Linked DNA regions of Mus musculus: region 1 is linked to region 2. The links are chromatin loops, found by intact Hi-C in ENCODE. Cell type or tissue: heart. All regions are shown on one strand.

Evidence for each region. Hi-C counts contacts between places; a loop is a spot of excess contacts. Peaks named below come from ENCODE experiments on the same cell type or tissue, not always from the same donor. Only the 100,000 strongest peaks of a DNase experiment are listed, where the experiment ranks them.
Region 1: a loop joins it to region 2, with 2.7 times the contacts of the local background. A loop is called at or near these places in 2 of 42 quality-filtered maps.

The regions. Positions count from the first base shown.
Region 1 is chr5:45,283,383-45,287,382 of GRCm38, reverse strand. The region is part of intron 4 of D5Ertd615e (DNA segment, Chr 5, ERATO Doi 615, expressed); the gene reads left to right. Among named protein-coding and RNA genes, the nearest start is that of Gm46912, 120 kb to the right of the region's middle. In heart, no CTCF peak of the experiment used is centred here; no DNase peak of the experiment used is centred here.
Region 2 is chr5:44,763,218-44,767,217 of GRCm38, reverse strand. The region is part of intron 1 of Ldb2 (LIM domain binding 2); the gene reads left to right. Among named protein-coding and RNA genes, the nearest start is that of Ldb2, 35 kb to the left of the region's middle. In heart, no CTCF peak of the experiment used is centred here; a DNase peak (open chromatin) is centred at 2,047.

The DNA.
Region 1 (4,000 bases), 520 kb before region 2:
ATTTGGAGAGACAGAGAGACTCTGAATCTATTTCTTTCCTGGTCCCATGAGTGATACCATAGTTGATGACCATACAGAGAAGCCCAGTGTGATAGAGAAGCTTGACTTGTGCATTCATGTAGTAGATTCTTCCCAGATGTGTCAACCACATGGAAGCTGTAAGGCTTAAACCCTCAATATGATCTGCTGCACCCAAGGAAGGAGGAAAGAGAAAGTAATAAGGGATGGAGTGAAGAACAATTGTTTATTACTATCATAATGCAGGGTGACCCAGTAAATGTTCAAATGTTCCCAATGTGTTAGGTAGGGCTCATCTGTAGAGTGACATTACTGAGAGGTGTGGTGGGCCTTAAGGAGCTGGAAACTTATGGAAAATTTTTAGGTTATTGGGGGGTTAGCATCAAAAGGAATGGTGGGACTCAGGCCTGTCCTCCTCTTTGTTTCTGGTTTATCATGTAAGTGGTTTAATTACACCTTGTTCTTTTCCCTTGATGCACTATTATCCTTGCTTGAGGCCCAAAACAAAGGTGCCACCTTCAGAGTCATGAGCCAACATAAAACCCTTTGTCTTTATGATGTAAATTATTTTACTAATTTTGTTATAGCAACGTGAAGCTACTGAAGCATTCAGCATTGAATATCATGTGGTTCTGTTGGGTGCTACCTTCTTCCGACAGATCCCGAGAGAACATTGTTTCCTTCCTTTCCCACGAGGTTGCTCTCGGATGGGGCAGTGAACAATGAGTTTTATCGTTCACGTTAACATTTATTAGTAAACAGGACAGATAATGTCATATGTCTGCTCTCTTGAATGGGGTGAAGCCTTAGTTCTCTGCTCCTTGGCGTTCTCAAATGGCAAAGATTGCTGCAGGCATATGTGGTGAGTGATAGGATTAGCTAGTACACTAGCTGGGTCATGTAAGAGAATTCTCAGTTAACTGATGTGACAGATTCAAAACAACATCTAAGTTAGGTTTTTCCACTAAAGGAGATCATTGGGTATCTCAAAGACCTCAACTAAACTATCCTAAGGGCTAGGGATAGAGTGAAACTGACACATGCGCACATGCAGATTTGTAGATATAGATACAGATATATGTAGATTCAATATAGTATGTATACATACATATTTTACATACATATATAGATGTATGTCAAAATAAACTACAGATTAAAATTGTAAAAATCTTAAAATTGGACCACTGCACAACTCAAATTCATTTTCCAAAAGCCTTAAAAAAATCAGCTGATCTAGAACCATTGTAAAAATAGACTTATGAGTTTCTTGATTCAAACTCTGAACTTTTTGTCAAAATAGAGCAACTTGACTATGAACGACTGCAAGAAATGTATATTCCAGGTTTCCCTCCATTTCCATTTTTTATTGTCATAAGTTTGGGGGAGTAGGCTAAGCTATTATGAATCATGTTTGGGGGGTGGTGGTAGAGAGATGGCTCAGCAGTTAAGAGCATTTGCAGTCCTTGCAGAGGACCTGGGTTCCATTCCTAGCACCCACACATTGGATTATGACCATCTATAACTCCAGTTCCACGGAGCAAGCAGGCAGACCCATGATGCTCATACGCAAGTAAAGCATTTGTACATATAAGCTAAAGAGATCTAAAATTTGTTTTAAAATTGCATTTGAAAACAAAATAAAACAAAACCCACCTGAGCTAACAAGGTTAGGGGGATGAGAAATGTATTGTTTCTTTTCCGGGGAAATTAGCTTTGCTGTTCATGTAGCTGCTAAGCTTCAGCTTCTACCTCTCTGCCCGAGGACGTGCGAGAGTGCCAACAGCTGTTTGTCTCTGCAGCTTAGCTCTGCGTGTGATTCCTGGGGTTAGCGTGGATCTATTCCTTTTATGAAATGAGTAATTAGTCCATCTAGTTTATTCTCAGAAAGGTGGAGAGGCTGAAGAACTACCCTCAATGTTTCTTTCACATGGCTGCCGTAGAAGAGAAATAAAGACTATGAGATATAAAGTGCAGAGTCTGAATGGCCATTACTTCCCATTATTATGATTAGCAATGGCTTCATAAACTCTGAGTATCCTGGTTGTGTGCGTGCATTTTATTAACATGTATGTGTAGACCCTCCCACTTTAAGGTCAATCAATAACCATGCATCGAGCATCCACTAGCAGCTGGGTCCTTGGTTAAGGGACAAACTGGTTTCTCTCCTCAATGCTGTAGACACACCTGGAGAGGAAAATATATATGCAGACAGCTTTTGTGAGCGAAACAGCAATTGCTTAAGCTGCTATTTGGCTTGAAATTAGAGAAGATTCATCGCAGAGGCCAGAGTGGGTGAAGAGATCTCAAGTAGTTCATTTTTATTTTAAATACTTTTTTCCATTTCTCTTTTCCATTTCTTGGGAGTTGAAAGTGGACATCTGGGATATATTTAGGACTGGCTCTATTTTCCTTTTCTTGAGTTTTCTCTGAGAATTTTCCATGGGCATGAGAGCAATTGGGATTTTGTTGTTTCCTTGATTTATGTCAGTTCCTTCCTTCCTTCCCTTCAGCAACCACCTTAGGTCATTTGATTTCCTGTTCTAAGCAGTTCCCCAGGACAGAGCTTTTGCTTTAATCTTTTACCTTCAGCTTCAAACTGTTTTTTTCCTGTTCTGTTTGGTGCTTGATGAATCTTTTTGAGATTTAGTGACAGTTTTGAGCTTGGTTGAAATCCATATCTGGGAAGAAGTTATACAGGTTACAGAAAGGTGGGACAGTTTTCTGGATGTATACCCAAGCAATAACATGGAATGCCTGGGAAAGCATTTGGAGGTGGGGTGTGGTGTAAGCGGGGGCAGTGTAGTTTTGGGAAAACAGTGAGTTTGAGTTTTCCTCTTTGGAGTCTCATTATTCTCTCTTTCCCATTGAACATTTCATTTGTGCTTCAGTACTTTCAGATCTCTAGTTATTTATAGAGGAAGCTTAACAAATGTAAAGCCGTTGTAGCTTATGCTAATGCTTTTGTTACTCTTTTGAAAAATGGAAAAATGAGCACCAACCCCCACTTGAGGTAAGCCACGGTCCCCCTAGAGCACATTTCAAAGAGTTTATTAGTTGGAAGACATGATTAAGTCTCACCAGCCCTACCACAGCCCTTTTCCAGTCTCTCCTGCTGTCTGCATTACTTGACAGGATGGAGGGAATGTCTCTGAGTCACCAGAATCTCCTGGCCCTGGCTGATGTGAGTGTGTTTGCTCTTTGATATTATCTGCAATGCACTTCCAGAGAGCTTGTGGCAGCTTCTATCATTCATCACGGATGCACCAGCCTTGAACAAGGTGAATCTCTCTAAATATCTGAGCATCAAGGTGCCATGGAGCTACTTGCTGGCTTCCTCACTCAGGCTCCTGTTTAGCTAGCTTTCTAATACAAGTCAAGAACAGCTGCCTAGTACCATGTGCATAGTACCATGCACAGTGGGCTGGGGGCCTTCATACATCAATTAACTATCAAGGCAATTTCCCACAGTTACACTAACAGGCTATTCTGATCTAGGCAATGCCTCAATTACCTCTAGGTTGTGTCAAATTGACAGTTGAAGCTAACTGGGATACCCTGCCTGTCAAGTAGGAAGAAGGAAAGTAGTATTCTCAAATAATGAGGGAATGTGACCTTTTTTTACCCAGTTAATCCATTTAATGCTAAGAAATCAAGAAAAGGCAGTAGTGTCTGAACTGTGTGAGTCAGGACAATTATTAGTTACTTTTGTGCATCTGAAACCAAAATATCTGAGAGAACAATAGGAAGACGTTTTACTTTGGCTCATGATTTCAGAGTGTGCCTTCTATGGTCACATGTGTGCCATGCATTTGGGCGGGATATCCTGGCAGTGAGAGCATGAGGCTTCACTGACCTACTAACCTCCTCTTCATGGTGATATTTCTCTTACTTCAGTTCAAAAATGTCTGGTCTCAACACATGGACCATTTTCACCTTGCCTTTTCCACTGAAACCATCCAAATTCTGTTTTATTTTTCATGAA
Region 2 (4,000 bases):
ACACCATGCTGATGAGTATGATTTCATCAACACTGTCTTAGTTCTCAGCTGTGGATGGTTGTCCACGTGACTTCAGTGTTATAAAAAGTCTGCCCTGGAGTATGTACTCATTGAATGAAATAGTCACAGAACACTGTGGAGAAGTCACAGAGTCTGTGACTGTGGTAAATCGCTGTTTTTGTTCAGCTTTGCTCTGCTTTTATAGAAGAACCAACTAACAATGGAGACGTTGAGTTGCCCATGACACACAGCTGATGGGGTGGCAGCCTTAGGCCTTGTTTATGAGTGTGGACATTTCAGAACAGACTACTCCATCATGCGGGGGATCAGCATTCAGAGATGACAGACTGCTATTTCCCTCCGTTTGGCCAGATGGATCAGTTAGAGAAGGACTTCTGAATATAACACAGATAACCAGAGATCCAATGAGCTCAGCTGTGGGAGCCATTTAATGTTCTTTGTGACAGCGTTGCTACTATTCCCTAGAAGACCAGGGCTCTGACTTGGGCTGAATGTGTTTTTTTGTGCTACCGCTCTTAGAGAGCTTCGTAGAATTACATGCTCTGAAGTACAGAAGTGTAGCAGGAAATGTCCTCACAGACGATGGGAGAGTTCTTTACTAGGACACCAAAATCTGCCCATCTTTCTGTGTTTGCCTCAGCAATCCATGGATATGAAGGTAATGTCTTCAGACAACTACATTCGGCTCATTCTAACGTTGGAAGTTAAGGAGCCATTCTTGGAATGGGCAGGCCTTTTGTGTCCTCCCTTCATCAAACTCTGAGAAGAATTCTCTGTCTAATGAGATAAGTTCTTGTCAGGAAGTTGTAGACAAAGAGAAATATTTTTAAAATGCTGCATTTAAGATTTTACGTAGCACCTAACCAAATTCGAAGAGCTCCCATAACGTCAGTTATTCTCCTGCCTTATTACCAACATCTCTGGTATTCCATGAAATTACCTTTTCATGAAATATGGTAAGGTTCTCAACAAATATTGCTTCACTTAGACTTTGAGTAATTTGTGTGCCTCCAGCTGACTGTGTAGCTCAGGGAGAGACTTCTTCCTCTGTGGTTCTCACGTGTTCAGTAAAATGTAGATAACCCTTCCGCTGTATTCAGGTTCTCAGTGGCAAGCCTCTGAGTGTGTGGCTCTTGACAAGTCACAGTTACTGTCTCCAAAATGAGAGTACAAGGAAAAGCCCCAGCAACTGGTGAGCATCAAAAGAAAAAGAGTGTAGTTCACATCTCACTCTCACTCTCACATAGATACTGAGGAGGGGAGAGTAGAAACAAGCTGGTATAGAGTGTGCTGGTATTGTCAGCGGTGTTCATAAAGAATCAAGGGCCTCTGTGGAGCTCGTGCTCTGTATACCCATCACTCAAAGAATTCTGCTGGGACACAAGTTCAAGTGGTAAAATGTCCCAAAACGGGCCCTTTGCATTTTCTGTAGTATAATCAGGAGTGGGACCTCTAAGCAACAGAGTGAACATCCAACACTCATCATTCATCTAGAGTATGCTAAGCTCAGTTTCCTTGTCTGTAAAATGGGAATGAAACCATGGTAGTGCTTCAGTGAACCATAGCAGAATTCTGTGCTTAATAATATCCTAAGAGATAGCTTTCTTTAAAAGTATGGTAATTCAGCAAGGTTCCATTTGATTTCATGAAGCAATTACCAAAATATTGTTTTAATAAGTAATCATTTATTATACAGATAAAACAGAGATTAGTCGTTATATTTGCCCCAGAAAGTTTTACAATTAGCAAAAGTTTTCAATGGATTCAGTAGAAACATATTGTTAAGAATATGCAGTAATATGCAACAATGCAGAAAGAATTGCACATTGACGCAGTTTGTGTAGTTCAATAAATACTGTATTGGTTTCAGGATGGAAAGAGGATGTTGCCGAAATAATTGTGATGTGATAGCTTAAAAAAAATAACAGCAACAATAGGCCAGTGTGCAGGCCAGCAGGAAGCTACAACAATACCCCCACCTTTTTCCTGTACCTTGCCTGAGTTCCTTCAGGCGACACAGATAACCGATGGGCGATAACGTCCAGGACTGGCTTTGGTGCCCATGGAAAATAGAAGAATTAGTGTCAAACTGTTATCTGATCAGAAAGTGGACACAGCAAACGCCCTTTCCATGCTGTGTTTAAGGAAAGTCCCTTGTGGGCACAAAGTCCTCTTTCCTCCTGAACTGTTCCTCCAACTGCTCAGAGACTTATTCTTTGGGGCATTCAGTGTGAGGTCAGTTCTTGCCTGGTGTGCGGTGCATTATGGGAGCAGTCAGTGCACACAATGTGTTACTATCTGCAAAGAGCAATTTGAGAGCCACCAAAGAACTTTGCACTTTCATTATATATGCTCATGTATAATCCTGCAAAGCTCAAAAGTGGCTGAGTTCTGCAACCTCCCATAGAGCCTCAGTTTCCTCAGTTGTGCATGGACCATATTGATGTTATGCATATCTGATTGGCTATTATGGGGCTTGTATGAGAATATGCTGCTCAAATGTTTAGCCAGTCACATATTGGGTACTGTTTGCTGTGTGTCAGTACTCAATAGCCACTTTTAATAGTAGCAGGCCTGACAGTGGTAAATGAAGGCTGCATCAATCATCAATATATTTACTGAATAGTCAACATTCTGAACATCATGTTAGGCTGGGCAGAATGGAGAGAGATGGTACTCAAGCAACATGCTCAAGGAGTATGAGAAGTAACAGAAAGAGGCACATATCAGTATAGACTGAGATGTGTGTATGTTTGTGTGTGTGTGTAAGTGCATGTGTGTATATATATGTGTGTGTTTGTATATGTGTGTGTATATGTGTGTGTACATGTATGTGTATGTGTATATGTATGTGTGTGTGCATGTGTGTGTGTCTGTGTGTGTGCCTCTGTGTGTGTGTGTGTGTATGTGTGTGTGTGTGTGTGTGTTTTACTTGTTTAGATAGTGAAGTCAGAAAACGCCTTGCCTGTGAGGGGACATTAGACCATAGACATCACAAAAGGAGTGTGGCCAACATTTTTATGTCCTGTCAGAGGGAAGAGCCATGTCAAAGTTTTACAGGCAGTGGAAATGTCTTTGTTTGTCATGGTGAACTGCAAGAACCTCTGTGTCCCTGGGACAGGGGGAACTATGTCACCTTGCTCTAGATACCTTTGGGAAGACATATTGTAGGCTGGCAAAAGTAGATTCAAAAATATCAGTCTGGAGACAGGATGGGAACAGTAATGATGGATCTGGCCGAGTTCACTGAGTAAAAGTGTAAAAAGACCCATTGCTGAGCAATCCCTAAGTACCTTCTGATCTACAGGGATAGAGGACAAAACAAGGAAGCACTTATGACTTCCAACATCCCAGGTTCTATACCATATGTTCCCTTGGTACATGTCTGTAAGCCGTGCCAATTACAATGTTAGTGTTCTATGAGGTAAAAAAGAAAAGGTACCATGACAGGCTGACACAGTAAACAAAAGTTTGAGAGATAGAAAGAGAGATACAGAGAAACAGAGACAGAGAGACTTTCTTTTTAAAATGTCTGAAAATTTTGAATATGCAAAGATAAAATCAGCGGTTCATTTTGAGGCATCTTTATAAGGACATCAACCAACTCAAGTGTAGGGTTTAATGTCCCTAAACATTTGGTCATTTCTGGAATTGTGCTACATAAAACAGTGCTACAGGGAATATTGTGTGTAGTGGGGTGACCATGGCTGAGCTACTCATCCTGTCTGACTTCAGTTTCTTCATATGTAAAGAAAAGAAACCAGTAGTGTTTACCATGGAGGACCAAGGAGGAAGTGGATTAAGGCAGTGATCAGAACACTGGATAAATGTGAGCATTTCTCCAAAGCAACTATTTCTGAGTAGTTACCAAGCTACACACCTGGGGAAGTTGTTAGACTCTAAGAGGAGTCAGTTATGTCAGTCCAACACAGGAAGAGGTTCTCCAAAGATGATGTCTTTTAGATTGAGCACCACAACC